Regions from separate parts of the Homo sapiens genome. Here region 2 is linked to region 1. A link is a loop called in an ENCODE intact Hi-C map of the cell type or tissue named here. Cell type or tissue: psoas muscle. All regions are shown on one strand. Region 1 overlaps KHDC4 (KH domain containing 4, pre-mRNA splicing factor). Region 2 overlaps GON4L (gon-4 like).

The links. Peaks named below come from ENCODE experiments on the same cell type or tissue, not always from the same donor. Only the 100,000 strongest peaks of a DNase experiment are listed, where the experiment ranks them.
Region 2: it touches region 1 in a loop (2.2-fold over the local background); 3 of 110 quality-filtered maps call a loop at or near these places.

The regions. Positions count from the first base shown.
Region 1 is chr1:155,923,680-155,926,179 of GRCh38, reverse strand. KHDC4 (KH domain containing 4, pre-mRNA splicing factor) reads left to right here. Exons shown (of 14, transcript NM_014949.4): 7 at 337-548; 8 at 2,493-2,500. It also overlaps SCARNA4. Among named protein-coding and RNA genes, the nearest start is that of SNORA80E, 4.9 kb to the right of the region's middle. In psoas muscle, no CTCF peak of the experiment used is centred here; no DNase peak of the experiment used is centred here.
Region 2 is chr1:155,775,360-155,777,859 of GRCh38, reverse strand. GON4L (gon-4 like) reads left to right here. Exons shown (of 32, transcript NM_001282860.2): 15 at 40-238; 16 at 1,379-1,465. Among named protein-coding and RNA genes, the nearest start is that of GON4L, 81 kb to the left of the region's middle. In psoas muscle, no CTCF peak of the experiment used is centred here; a DNase peak (open chromatin) is centred at 1,219.

The DNA.
Region 1 (2,500 bases):
ATATTCTAGAAAGGAGATTGATAGAGCAGAAGGTATACATGTTGTACATTTTGAAGTTAGTGGTTTTAATTTGTATTTGTAAACTTGATGACAACTGGAGGACTAAGAAGGCTGAGTCTGATGAAGTAAGACTTTGCTGATACATTCCTCCTAGAAAAAAGGGTTGGAGAGAGCAGCCTTCACTGAAGAGTATCACAGGGCTGACTGTACTACCCAACACTCTACCCCAGTTTTACAGGAGACTGTCTTTGCTATAATTTCTTATTGACTTATTTCAAAGATTGAGGATTTAATTATATATTCTGTTTAATCTGAAGTATTCTGTTCTTCCTACAGATGCATTATGTTCAAGATAAATTATTTGTGGGTCTAGAACATGCTGTACCCACTTTTAATGTCAAGGAGAAGGTGGAAGGTCCAGGCTGCTCCTATTTGCAGCACATTCAGATTGAAACAGGTGCCAAAGTCTTCCTGCGGGGCAAAGGTTCAGGCTGCATTGAGCCAGCATCTGGCCGAGAAGCTTTTGAACCTATGTATATTTACATCAGGTATGGATGGATAGGGCAGGGGACATGTGAATTCTTGTCAACTTGTTGGTACAGTCAGGAGTGATTCAGAAGGAGCAAGAGAAAACTGGGTGTAATTAATAGTAATGAGGGATTTAGATAAATGCTAGGAGTAATTACTTTATAATTAGTTAAAGAAATTGTAGAATTGGGGCACGGTGGCTCATGCCTGTAATCCCAACACTTCTGGAGGCCAAGGCGTAGGACCACTTGAGCCCAGGAGTTTGAGGCCAGCCTGGGCAACATAGCAAAACCCCATCTCTCCAAAAAAATTTTAAAAATTAGGCGGGCACGGTGGCTCACACCTGTAATCCCAGCACTTTGGGAGGCCGAGGCGGGTGGATCACGAGGTCAGGAGATCGAGACCATCCTGGCTAACAAGGTGAAACCCCGTCTCTACTAAAAATAAAACAAAAAAAATTAGCCGGGTGTGGTGGCAGGCGCCTGTAGTCCCAGCTACTCAGGAGGCTGAGGCAGGAGAATGGCGTGAACCCGGGAGGTGGAGCTTGCAGTGAGCTGAGATTGCGCCACTGCACTCCAGCCTGGGTGACAGAGCGAGACTCCATCTCAAAAAAAAAAAAAAATTAGCCAGGTGTTATGGTGTACACCTTAATCCCAGCTGCTCAGTAGGCTGAGGCAGGAGGATGGCTTGAGCCCAGGAGATTAAGGCTGCAGGTAGCTGTGTTTGCACCACTGCACTCCAGACTGGGTGACTGAGTGAGACCCTGTCTTAAAAAAAAAACCAGGTGCGGTGGCTCACACCTGTAATCCCAGCACTTTGGGAGGCCGAGGCAGGCGGATCACTTGAGGTCAGGAGTTCGAGACTACCCTGGCCAACATGGTGAAACCCTGACTCTCCTAAAAGTATAAAAATTAGCCAGGTGTGGTGGCAGGCACCTATAATCCCAGCTATTCAGCAGGCTGAGGTAGGAGAATTGCTTGAACCCTGGAGGCGGAGGTTGCAGTGAGCTGAGACTGCTCCATTGCACTCCAGCCTGGGCAACAGAGCAAGACTCCATCTCAAAAAAAAAAAAAAAAAGAGAAATTATTGAATTAGGAGACGGAATTATCTCTTTAGTATTCAAGTCCTTTGGTTTTGTACAAGTCTGTACAAAAGTGAATCTTGGCCTGTAATCCCAGCACTTTCAGGGCCGAGGCGGATGAATCAGGTCAGGAGATTGAGACCATCCTGGCTAATACAGTGAAATCCCGTTTCTACTAAAAATAAAACAAAAAAATTAGCCAGGCATGGTGGCAGGCGCCTGTAGTGCCAGCAACTCGGGGGCTGAGGCAGGAGAATGACGTGAACCCAGGAGGTGGAGCTTGCAGTGAGCTGAGATCGCGCCACTGCACTCCAGCCTGGGCAACAGAGCAAGATTCTGTCGCCTCCTGCCTCAGCGTCCCAAGTAGCTGGGACTATAGGCACCCGCCAACATGCCCGGCTAATTTTTTGTATTTTTAGTAGAGATGGGGTTTCACCGTGTTAGCCAGGATGGTCTCGATCTCCTGACCTCGTGATCCGCCTGTCTCGGTCTCCCAAAGTGCTGGGATTACAGGCGTGAACCACCACGCCCGGCCAAAAAAAAGCAAATCTTAAAGTGAGCTGTGATAAGTCTGAAATAATTTTCATTTAAACCTATGTCAATATTAATACGTTTTATAGTAATTTTATGAACTTTAAACATTTTTATATCGAGAAGTACCATTACTCAGAGAAAGACTAATAAAATATTTGTGGTAATGATAGTGGTTATATCTTAAAAGACTTATGTTTTGTGTTTCTGTTTTGTGATTTTCAGAGGCCTAGATTTGAGCTACAGTGAATGTATTAATGTAGATATGTAAAATAGCATGGAAAATGAAAGCAGAATTCTGCATCTTTTATTTATTTTTCTCTCCTTTGAATTCCTGGTTATTTCTTTGCAGTCACCCCA
Region 2 (2,500 bases), 150 kb after region 1:
GGAAACACTCAAATTCAGTCATCTCCCTGTTGGGAATAGGTTTGAGGAACCACTGGCCAACCTGTTAAATGAACAACATCGGACAGTGAAGGAGCTATTTGAACAGCTGAAGATGAAGAAATCTTCAGCCAAACAGCTGCAGGAAGTAGAGAAGGTTAAACCCCAGAGTGAGAAAGTTCATCAGACTCTGATTCTGGACCCAGCACAGAGGAAGAGACTCCAGCAGCAGATGCAGCAGGTAGGACTTTTCTTGGTCATGTTAACATTGGATTTTTTTTTTTGAGACAGAGTCTGGCTCTGTCTCCCAGCCTGGAGTGCAGTGGCCCGATATCGGCTCACTTCAACCTCTGCTTTCTGGGCTCAAGCATTTCTCCTGCCTCAGCCTCCCAAGTAGCTGGGATTACAGGCATCCACCACCACACCCAGCTAATTTTTGTATTTTTAGTAGAGACAGGGTTTCACCATATTGGCCAGGCTGGTCTCGAACTCCTGACCTTGTGATCCGCCCGCCTCGGCCTCCTAAAGTGCTGGGATTACAGGCGTGAGCCACTGCGCCCTGCTGTTAATACTGGATTATACCAAGGCCTAACTCTGAGGCCAGAAATTAACAGCTTTGTAAAAGTCAGAGATAGTTACCTTACCACCTCCTAAAACCATAGTATCTTCACATCATTAGGAGCTCGAGAAGTCATCATGTTCATGCCTTATGGCTCAAGGAAGAGAGCACACAAGGACACTAATGGTATTCAGAAATATAGATTTCAAAGAGTCCTTAGTAATCTATTCTGAAATTTAACAACCTTCACTGTGAGAAGTAGGTTTGTTTTTCCTTTTTCTAACCTCAGTCCCTCTGGATTGAGGTTAAGCTTCCTCTGGTTCTGTCATTTTGTTCAAGGGAACATGTCTGAGAGATTTATGCCAAGATCCTATGTTATTTTCATACTCCTTTCAGAAAGCAAAATATATGTGATAAAGTTGCAAACATCTTGGTTATTGTCTCTCTGGGGGCTGGGTTACGGTGGCTCACACCTGTAATCCCAGCACTTTGGGAGGCTGAGGTGGGAGGATTGCTTGAGCCAGGGAGTTCGAGAGCAACCTGAGCAACATAGTGAGACCCTGTCTCTGCAAAAAATAAAAATAAATTAGCCAGGCATGGTGCCATGCATCTGTGGTCCCAGCTACTCAGGAGGCTGAGGTGGGAGGATTGCTTGAGCACAGGAAGTTGAGAGGGCGTGGAGCCATGATTGCATCACTGCACATCAGCCTGAGTGACAGAGAGAGATCCTTTCTCCAAGAAGAAAAAAAAAAAAGATCTCTCTGGATTCCTGAAATGACAATGTGGTAACATGTCACTTCATCATTTTCTTTCCATCCCCAGCACGTTCAGCTCTTGACCCAAATCCACCTTCTTGCCACCTGCAACCCCAACCTCAATCCGGAGGCCACTACCACCAGGATATTTCTTGTAAGTTTCCAAATATCCATAACTCTAAAGACTAGAGTATGAAATTAGCTTGGCAGGTTATTTCTCAGTTATTCACTGATCATAATCTATATTTATTCTTCTCTCGGGTATTTTTGATTGTTTTGCCTGCTTTCTGTTAAGGCTTCCTGTGTTTGCTGAGAGAACGTAAGCCACTGATTCCCATGAAAGGACAAGGAGTGTATTCAATTTTCTTAATACTGTCTTTCTGATATTTTTATTGAATCCTCCTCATCTTTAGATCCAACCTAACTTCTTAGGTTTTTGGTACCACTGTTCGTTTTATAGATGTTGAGACTGGGCACGGTGGCTATGCCTGTAATCCCAGCACTTTGAGAAGCCAAAGCAGGCAGATTATATGACCCCAGTAGTTCCAGACTAGCTGGGGCAACATGCCGAAAGCCCGTCTCTACAAAATACAAAAATTAACCAGATGTGGTGGTGCGTACCTGTAGTCTCAGCTACTTGGGAGGCAGAGGTGGAAGGATAGCTTGAGCCTAGGAGGTGAGGGTTACAGTGAGCTGAGATCGCGCCACTGCACTCAAGCCTGGGCAGCAGAGTGAGACCCAGTCTCAAAATAAATAAATAAATAAAATAAAAGTAATAGTCCTAATTCTTGGCTGGGTGCGGTGACTTGTGCCTGTAATCTCAGCACTTTGGTAGGCTGAGGTGGCTGGATCACTTGAGGTCAGGAGTTCGAGAACAGCTTGACCAACATGGTGAAATCCAGTCTCTACTTAAAATACAAAAAATAGCCGGGCGTGGTAGCGGGCGCCTGTAATTAATCCCAGCTACTCGGGAGGTAGATGGAGAAGAATCGCTTGAGCCCAGGAAGTGGAGACTTCAGTGAGTCAAGATCGCACCACTACGCTCCAGCCTGGGCGACAGAGCGAAACTCCGTCTCGAAAAAAAAAAAAAAAATGAGTCCTCATTCTTCATAATCTTACTTCTAGTTCAGGAGCTAGACCATATATTCCTTAGTGTTTCTCACTAAGTCTAAAAGTAAAACAAGAATAC